Regions from separate parts of the Homo sapiens genome. Here region 1 is linked to region 2. Evidence: chromatin loops called from intact Hi-C (ENCODE). Cell type or tissue: adrenal gland. All regions are shown on one strand.

Region 1 (5,000 bases), 290 kb before region 2:
TGCAGTAGTGCCCTCTGCTGGGGTGGCCATCACAGACACTGCCCCATCCCTGGGCTCCATTAAGTCCCACGAACAGGGGAGACCTGGAGGGTCTTGGGGCCCTTCTAGGACTCCTGGCTCTGCCCCAACTTGCTGTGTGACCTGGAGCAGGGCTCTGTCCCTCTCTGGGTCTCCCTCTTCAAGTCCTCACTGGGCACCGAGGACTTGAAGAGGAAGCATTGGGCGCCTGCCTTCATGGGGCACCCTGCCTCACAGGGCAGACGGTGAGAAGTCAGCAGTCATAAGTCGCTGGGCCCTCTGGAGCCCAGGGGAGGTGTCTAACCCAGTGGCAGGAGGGGTGCTTCCTAGAGGAGTATCTGCCAGTGGGGAGGCAGCAGCGAGCAGCAGGGGTGACAACCCCGCCTGAGACTAACCATAGCACAGTGACACAGCTAAGAGCACCAGAGTCCTGCAGTCTTGGTGCAGATTCCAGCTTCACTCTCCAGGCACTGGGCCTTGGGCAAGACCCACCCTGACTGTGTGCAAACCAGGGGGCTGGCCCAGCTACTCCACAGAAGCCCTGCCAGCCCTCCATTCCAGGATCTAAACTATTCGGGGTTTGTGGGGAAGGTGTGACGAGATGGGCACAGCCTTGACACCATCATATCAGGGAAGCTCAGCGTGTGCAGGCACAGAGGCTGAGGCATCACCCCAGGGGGCCTCAGATGTCATATTAATGAGCCTAGACTTGATCCCAAAGGCAATGGGGAGCCCAAGGGCCATAAGAGAGCTTGAAACTATAAGAGTTCTGGGGCAACAAGGCATGAATTCAAATCCTGTCTCCATCCCTTCTTGTGTGGCCTTGGGCTAGCCACATAACCTCTCTGAACCGCAGTTTTCTCACCTATAAAATGGAACTAATCATAGCACCTATCTCATGAGGTTGCAATGGAGTTTCCATGAGTGAACACATGGTGACTGGCCAGCTGGGAACTCCCTGTCCCCCCACCCTCTCCCTTCATCACAGCTATGAGCCTCTGCCTCACCCTGCAGAGAGTCACAGGCCCCTTTAGGGTCTCAGCTGGACCCCACTCCAGGCAAGAAGGAATGATGGGCAGGAAACCCAGCGGGAGGCACAGGTCAGCAAAGGCACCCTGGCTTCTGATTTTCATACAGCTGTAAATTTTCCAGCTTCAACTTAATTGGAGTCTCAGACACGTCCTGAGCAGCCAGCATGTGCACAGGAGAGCAAGGACCCAAGGTAAGGACACAAGAAGCATCCTGGGACCAGAAAGACCACCAAAGGAAAGGCTGGGAAATTTGCCAACATAAAAATATGTATGATGTCAAAACCAATCATAAGTAAAATAAAAGAAAAATAATGTGTTTGTTTAAAAAGGACCCATGTGCTTAATATATAAAGAGTTCTTATGAATCAATAAGAAAAAAGGACACAGTAGGAATGAGCAGAGAGCTAGGGTTGGGCTTCCAATGTCTCTGGAATGTCCCACAACTCAGAGCCTCAGCCGGAGCTGGCCCCTCACCATGAAATGCCTTTCTCTGCCTCTCAGAATGCAATGCATCCTCCAAGCTCAAAGGATGCCTCCTTCATGAAGTCTTCCATGATTTCCCCAAGTCCCTTGCTCCTCCGTGAGTACTCCTAGCATGTTTCTTGAGCCCCTAGGACCCAGTACTTGGCTTCTGCTCGCTGCATCACAGAAGTCCCAGGTGGGGTGGCCCAAGCTTCTTTGAGAGGAGGAAATGAGGTGCAGAGAGGAGCCATGCCCAAGGTCACCAGTCTGAGCCAGAGCTGGGCCTAGCACCCAGGTGTCCTGCCTCAGTCCCTCTGTAATCCAGCCACCAACCCCTCAGTGAGCCCTCCAGGCCTGCCTTGCTCCCAGCAAGGAAGTCCCCAGCTTGAGGGGTGCATTTATTTCTTCACAAAGGGCCAGCCAGGATTAGGGCCTCAGCCCCCCATAACCTGTCTGCTCTCTGTAGGGGAGCACGTTACAGTTGCTTTCTTAGCTTCCTTCTTTTATTTTGTAAATTTGGCCTTATTTCAGGTACAGAAGTTTCCCTGGGAGGGCCTGACAGACTCTAAGGGCTCTGGGGTTCACCCTACCATGGGCAGAAGGCTGACCTCAGAGATGTGGAGTCCAGGAAAATAGAGTAGGCCTTCCAGAAAGCCTATCGCTCAGGCCCCATTTACACTTCAGATCTGTGAGCGCACCACGGCCTGGCACTGCTGCCAGAACCACACTCAGCATTGACTCACACGCTCAGCGGCGTCTGCCCAGCCTCTACTATGCGCTGACATCATGCCTGGGGGCCCACATGCTGCTGGGGCAAGACAGACCAAAAAAAACAGGCTGAGGAAAAAAAAAGAACTTGAGTAAATCCAGAGATGGGTGGAGACTATTCCAGAGGTCAGGGAAGACTGCCTGAGTAGGTGACATCTGGAGAGCTAGTGAGAACAGAATGAGGGAAGAGGGAACTCCTTGAAGTGGGAACTGTAGCCACAAAGGCCTTGAGGCTGAGGCCAGGGGAGGGCAGCGGGGCTGAAGTGAGTGTGCCAGGGAGGTGGGGGAAAGGGAGGCAAGGACAGCAGATGGATGGCGAGACAGAAGCACACAGCTCAGAAAGGGAGGGGACTTGGCCGAGGACGTGCAGCACGCTGGGCAGATGGGAGCACCTCTTCGTCGATGGCGCTCAGAGGAAGCTGCATGCCAGACACTACCCAAGGCCCTCTCTTCCCCATTCTCCCTCAAACTCCTATGCATCCTTCAACACCCCTTTCCAAGCCCCACCCCTTGTGCTTCCCTCTGTCCTGGATCAGACCATGCTGGGTGCAGCCGGTCTTTCTGAGTCCACCAGGCCAAGGGTCTCCTGAGGGTAGAACCTGGGTCTGACTGCGTTGAGGGGCCTCAGCACAGAACCAGGTCCCTGGGGGAAGTTAAGGGATTGGGAACTAGGATTCTGTCCCTGTGCCCCAAGAGTGCTCTAGAGTCCTTAAAGTCTGAATCACAAGATGGCAGGCAGCACTGCAGCCCACCCAAGGCCACTCCAGCTTCAGCTCACCATGGGACCGCCCCGTCCCTGTCCCCTCTGGGTCTCAGTTTCCCCATTTGTCAAATGAGAGGTCCCATAGCTTGGGAACAGGGCATCTCCACCTTCCTCCCTTATGAACTGCTCACAGCAGGGTGGCCCCTGCAGGAAGAAAGCATGGCTGTCACTCTCTGACCCCTGCTGAGCTCTGAGTTTGGCCCACAGGGCAGGAAATGTCAGCTTTCTGCCAGGCCGGCAGGAGAGTTCCAGCTGAGCCTGGGGGTGATGGGAGATCCTCTCTGCTCTATGGCCTTGCTGGGGGACTCACAATGCACAACAGCCAGGTGTGGGGGCCTGGGGATGCAGCTGACCCTGACCACTTCTCCCCCACCATGGCTGGGAAACTAAAGCTCAGGTCCCCAGACCCCCAGGAGGGCTACCCAAGGACCCTGGGGGCAAGGCAAGGGGGCCGGGCAAAGCAGGGGCAGGCTTTGCAGTCCCCAAGACAGTGGAGCAGGTTCCCGGAGGTCCTGCCACAGAGCCCAAGGACAGAAGCCAGCGCTTTGTGAACTTGATGGGGGAAAAATCATCAATTTCCCCGCCTTCAGCCTCTCTGTGAAATGTACGCTGGACACACTGAGCCTGAGCTCACCCCAGGCCCTATAGCAATGCCGACCGCTGGAGCTGCACAGCTCTCCTCCCTGCTCCCATGGAGTCGGTAGGACGGCTGCCACCAGGTCTTGCTAGTTAAGGCACTCGTAGGCAACAGCATGCTAATTACTAGATCACGCATTTTAAAAGAATGTTTTGATAAGTACTGCAACACTTTTCCTCTGTAGCCCTATATGGGTTCTCTCTTGCACTCGAAAGTGTTATTCTGAGAAGGAGGATGTCAAAGGCATCCCTAGCACATGAACAGCTCAGGACGCTGGATCAGAGGGAGAAGGGCTGAGCACCTGCCAGCTCAGGGCCAGGGCCTTGTCGGGAAAGGACAGGGCAGCCTGGCCCCTCGCCCACCCATCCAGCCACTTGTTCATTCCCCGTTCATTCCATAAACAAGTCTTTCCTGAGCACCAAACCCGTTTGAGGCTCTGTGCGGGGTGTAGCATGAAAAGGGTGGTCAGCCCTGTGCCCGGCTCCTCACAGATGGGGGGAGACAGACATTCCAGGAGAAACCGGAGAAACACAGGAGATTCCGGCTACAGGAGGGACTGTGTGACCACCCGGGAGGAGGGACTCGAGGCCAGCTGGGGGGCAACAGGTCTGGAAACAGGAGCAGGGTCCCCGGCCCAGGACACAAGGCAGGGTGTGAGGAGACAGGAGGGAGGGGCAGGGAAATGAGCTCTGAGAGGGGACAGCGTGGGGGCAGGCCGCTCAGAGGCCAGGAGCTTGCTCCCCACCCCTAGGTGGCCTTTGCATGTGCAGCCCACCCAGGTGGGGTGGGGAGCCCTTCAGGCCACATGGAAGGGTCTGGAAGCACTGGCTGCACTTTTTCCTGCACTCCCTCTAGTACTAGGTAGCAGGTGGCTCTACATGGCCTGATTTCAGAGTGAGGAGACTCAGGCTCTCCATAGCTAGACGGTAGCGAGCGGGGCCCCACAGAGGCTGTTCTGACCCCATACCGCCTTGCACGGACCTCTTACTGCCACACACGCTTTCCAACCCCAGTAAACTGGAAGTGCGCAACTGCTGTGCATCAGGAACACTCATCACTGTGACACATGCCATTTCCATTCACATTAGTTTCTTTTGATAGAGGCAAGAAACTGGGGATCAGTTAGGATGAGTGCCGTGCCTAGGGAAATGCAGCCAGTCCATGGCAAAGCTGGGATAGAAATTCACCGCCCCTTATGCCTGTGGCAGTGGCACGATGCTGTATCCTGCGTGGGCTCTGGCCTCTGCTCTGTCCTCCCTCTTGCTCTGCCTCCCCTGTTTCTCAGGGGCCTGGATGCCTCTCACTCTGGCCAAATGTCTTC
Region 2 (5,000 bases):
CTGCAGGAACCTTGAGTGACACTGACCCCTCACATTCCGTGGCGTAAAGATGGGGGCTGGACATATGGACCCCAGAAAGAGGCTGCACCAAGCGGCCAGAAAAGGCAAACGTCCACCCTTAAGCCCTGAGGTGAGGCCAGGTCAGAAGGTTCTGGCCCCACAGAGTGGACGACAGTCACACCAAACACCAGGGAATGTTTCTGACGGTATTTCTATCTTGAGAACATCCTTCTTCACAGAGGGTGGGGGCAGGAGGGAGAGAGGGTGTCCTTGGCCCCAGGCCCCTGGGAGAAGCAGAGAACAGAGGCCCTACAGTAGTGCCCTCTGCTGGGGTGGCCATCGCAGACACTGCCCCATCCCTGGGCTCCGTTAAGTCCTAGGAACAGGGGAGACCTGGAGGGTCTTGGGGCCCTTCTAGGACTCCTGGCTCTGCCCCAACTTGCTGTGTGACCTGGAGCAGGGCTCTGTCCCTCTCTGGGTCTCCCTCTTCAAGTCCTCACTGGGCACCGAGGACTTGAAGAGGAAGCATTGGGCGCCTGCCTTCATGGGGCACCCTGCCTCACAGGGCAGACGGTGAGAAGTCAGCAGTCACAACTCGCTGGGCCCTCGGGAGCCCAGGCGAGGTGTCTAACCCAGTGGCAGGAGGGGTGCTTCCTAGAGGAGTATCTGCCAGTGGGGAGGCAGCAGCGAGCAGCAGGGGAGAGAACCCCGCCTGAGACCAACCATAGCACAGTGACACAGCTAGGAGCACCAGAGTCCTGCAGTCTTGGTGCAGATTCCAGCTTCACTCTCCAGGCACTAGGCCTTGGGCAAGACCCACCCTGACTGTGTGCAAACCAGGGGGCTGGCCCAGCTACTCCACAGAAGCCCTGCCAGCCCTCCATTCCAGGATCTAAACTATTCGGGGTTTGTGGGGAAGGTGTGAAGAGATGGGCACAGCCTTGCCACCATCATATCAGGGAAGCTCAGCGTGTGCAGGCACAGAGGCCGAGGCATCACCCCAGGAGGCCTCGGATGTCATATTAATGAGCCTAGACTTGATCCCAAAGGCAATGGGGAGCCCAAGGGCCATAAGAGAGCTTGAAACTATAAGAGTTCTGGGGCAACAAGGCATGAATTCAAATCCTGTCTCCATCCCTTCCTGTGTGGCCTTGGGCAAGCCACATAACCTCTCTGAACCGCAGTTTTCTCACCTATAAAATGGAACTAATCATAGCACCTATCTCATGTGGTTGCAATGGGGTTTCCATGAGTGAATACATGGAGACTGGCCAGCTGGGAACTCCCTGTCCTCCCACCCTCTCCCTTCATCACAGCTATGAGCCTCTGCCTCACCCTGCAGAGAGTCACAGGCCCCTTTAGGGCCTCAGCTGGACCCCACTCCAAGCAAGAAGGAATGATGGGCAGGAACCCCAGCGGGAGGCACAGGTCAGCAAAGGCACCCTGGCTTCTGATTTTCATACAGCTGTAAATTTTCCAGCTTCAACTTAATTTGAGTCTCAGACATGTCCTGAGCAGCCAGCATGTGCACAGGAGAGCAAGGACACAAGGTAAGGACACAAGAAGCATCCTGGGACCAGAAAGACCACCAAAGGAAAGGCTGGGAAATTTGCCAACATAAAAATATGTATGATGTTGTCAAAACCAATCGTAAGTAAAATAAAAGAAAAATAATGTGTTTGTTTAAATCGGACCCATGTGCTTAATATATAAAGAGTTCTTATGAATCAATAAGAAAAAAGGACACAGTAGGAATGAGCAGAGAGCTAGGGTTGGGCTTCCAATGTCTCTGGAATGTCCCACACCTCAGAGCCTCAGCCAGAGCTCGCCCCTCACCATGAAATGCCTTTCTCTGCCTCTCAGAATGCAATGCATCCTCCAAGCTCAAAGGATGCCTCCTCCATGAAGTCTTCCATGATTTCCCCAAGTCCCTTGCTCCTCCGTGAGTACTCCTAGCATGTTTCTTGAGCCCCTAGGACCCAGTACTTGGCTTCTGCTCACTGCATCACAGAAGTCCCAGGTGGGGTGGCCCAAGCTTCTTTGAGAGGAGGAAATGAGGCACAGAGAGGAGCCATGCCCAAGGTCACCAGTCTGAGCCAGAGCTGGGCCTAGCACCCAGGTGTCCTGCCTCAGTCCCTCTGTAATCCAGCCACCAACCCCTCAGTGAGCCCTCCAGGCCTGCCTTGCTCCCAGCAAGGAAGTCCCCAGCTTGAGGGGTGCATTTATTTCTTCACAAAGGGCCAGCCAGGATTAGGGCCTCAGCCCCCCATAACCTGTCTGCTCTCTGTAGGGGAGCACGTTACAGTTGCTTTCTTAGCTTCCTTCTTTTATTTTGTAAATCTGGCCTTATTTCAGGTACAGAAGATTCCCTGGGAGGGCCTGACAGACTCTCAGGGCTCTGGGGTTCACCCTACCATGGGCAGGAGGCTGACCTCAGAGATGTAGAGTCCAGGAAAATAGGGTAGGCCTTCCAGAAAGCCTATCGCTCTGCCCCAGGCCCCATTTACAGTTCAGATCTGTGAGCGCGCCACGGCCTGGCACTGCTGCCAGAATCACACTCAGCATTGACTCACACGCTCAGCGGCGTCTGCCCAGCCTCTACTATGTGCTGACATCATGCCTGGGGGCCCACATGCTGCTGGGGCAAGACAGACCAAAAAAAAACAGGCTGAGGAAAAAAAAAGAACTTGAGTAAATCCAGAGACGGGTGGAGACTATTCCAGAGGTCAGGGAAGACTGCCTGAGTAGGTGACATCTGGAGAGCTAGTGAGAAGAGAATGAGGGAAGAGGGTACTCCTTCAAGTGGGAACTGTAGCCACAAAGGCCTTGAGGCTGAGGCCAGGGGAGGGCAGCGGGGCTGAAGTGAGTGTGCCAGGGAGGTGGGGGAAAGGGAGGCAGGGACAGCAGATGGATGGCGAGACAGAAGCACACAGCTCAGAAAGGGAGGGGACTTGGCCGAGGACGCGCAGCACGCTGGGCAGATGGGAGCACCTCTTCGTCGATGGCGCTCAGAGGAAGCTGCATGCCAGACACTACCCAAGGCCCTCTCTTCCCCATTCTCCCTCAAACTCCTATGCATCCTTCAACACCCCTTTCCAAGCCCCACCCCTTGTGCTTCCCTCTGTCCTGGACCAGACCATGCTGGGTGCAGCCGGTCTTTCTGAGTCCACCAGGCCAAGGGTCTCCTGAGGGTAGAACCTGGGTCTGACTGCGTTGAGGGGCCTCAGCACAGAACCAGGTCCCTGGGGGAAGTTAAGGGATTGGGAACTAGGATTCTGTCCCTGTGCCCCAAGAGTGCTCTAGAGTCCTTAAAGTCTGAATCACAAGACGGCAGGCAGCACTGCAGCCCACCCAAGGCCACTCCAGCTTCAGCTCACCATGGGACCACCCCTTCCCTGTCCCCTCTGGGCCTCAGTTTCCCCATTTGTCAAATGAGAGGCCCCATAGCTTGGGAACAGGGCGTCTCCACCTTCCTCCCTTATGAACTGCTCACAGCAGGGTGGCCCCTGCAGGAAGAAAGCATGGCTGTCACTCTCTGACCCCTGCTGAGCTCTGAGCTCGGCCCACAGGGCAGGAAATGTCAGCTTTCTGCCAGGCCAGCAGGAGGGTTCCAGCCGAGCCTGGGGGTGATGGGAAATCCTCTCTGCTCTATGGCCTTGCTTGGGGACTCACAATGCCTGGCCTGGGCATTTCACACACAACAGCCAGGTGTGAGGGCCTGGGGATGCAGCCAACCCCGACCACTTCTCCCCTACCATGGCTGGGAAACTAAAGCTCAGGTCACAGTCGGGATGCCCTTCCTTGGTCCCCAGACCCCCAGGAGGGCTGCCCAAGGACCCTGGGGGCAAGGCAAGGGGGCCGGGCAAAGCAGGGGCAGGCTTTGCAGTCCCCGAGACAGTGGAGCAGGTTCCCGGAGGTCCTGCCGCAGAGCCCAAGGACAGAAGCCAGGGCTTTGTGAACTTGATGGGGGAAAAATCATCAACTTCCCCGCCTTCAACCTCTCTGTGAAATGTATGCTGGACACACCGAGCCTGGGCTCACCCCAGGCCCTATAGCAATGCAGACCGCTGGAGCTGCACAGCTCTCCTCCCTGCTCCCATGGAGTCAGTAGGACGGCTGCCACCGGGTCTTGCTAGTTAGGGCGCTCATAAGCAACAGCATGCTAATTACTAGATCACACATTTTAAAAGAATGTTTTGATAAGTACTGCAACACTTATTTCTGGTTTCCTCTGTGGCCCTATATGGGTTCTCTCTTGCACTCAAAAGTGTTATTCTGAGAAGGAGGATGTCAAAGGCATCCCTAGCACACGAACAGCTCAGCACGCTGGATCAGAGGGAGAAGGGCTGAGCACCTGCCAGCTCAGGGCCAGGGCCTTGTCGGGAAAGGACAGGGCAGCCTGGCCCCTCGCCCACCCATCCAGCCACTTGTTCATTCCCCGTTCATTCCATAAACAAGTCTTTCCTGAGCACCAAACCCGTTTGAGGCTCTGTGCGGGGTGTAGCATGAAAAGGGTGGTCAGCCCTGTGCCCGGCTCCTCACAGATCGGGGGAGACAGACATTCCAGGAGAAACCGGAGAAACACAGGAGATTCCGGCTACAGGAGGGACTGTGTGACCACCCGGGAGGAGGGAGTCGAGGCCAGCTGAGGGTCAACAGGGCTGGAAACAAGAGCAGAGTCCCCAGCCCAGGACACAAGGCAGGGTGTGAGGAGACAGGAGGGAGGGGCAGGGAAATGAGCTCTGAAGGGGACAGGGTGGGGCAGGCCGCTCAGAGGCCAGGAGCTTGCTCCCCACCCCCAGGTGGCCTTTGCATGTGCAGCCCACCCAGGTGGGGTGGGGAGCCCTTCAGGCCACAGGGAAGGGTCTGGAAGCACTGGCTGCACTTTTTCCTGCACTCCCTCTAGTACTAGGTAGCAGGTGGCTCTGCATGGCCTGATTTCACAGTGAGGAGACTCAGGCACCCCACAGCTAGACGGTAGCGAGCGGGGCCCCACAGAG

Evidence for each region. Peaks named below come from ENCODE experiments on the same cell type or tissue, not always from the same donor. Only the 100,000 strongest peaks of a DNase experiment are listed, where the experiment ranks them.
Region 1: it touches region 2 in a loop (8-fold over the local background); 27 of 110 quality-filtered maps call a loop at or near these places.

What each region holds. Positions count from the first base shown.
Region 1 is chr17:21,687,092-21,692,091 of GRCh38, reverse strand. No RefSeq gene overlaps it. Among named protein-coding and RNA genes, the nearest start is that of KCNJ18, 2.9 kb to the left of the region's middle. In adrenal gland, no CTCF peak of the experiment used is centred here; a DNase peak (open chromatin) is centred at 2,320.
Region 2 is chr17:21,400,015-21,405,014 of GRCh38, reverse strand. The region is part of intron 1 of KCNJ12 (potassium inwardly rectifying channel subfamily J member 12); the gene reads right to left. Among named protein-coding and RNA genes, the nearest start is that of KCNJ12, 26 kb to the right of the region's middle. RefSeq lists enhancers at 277-776, 3,385-4,362, 4,363-5,000. In adrenal gland, no CTCF peak of the experiment used is centred here; a DNase peak (open chromatin) is centred at 2,471.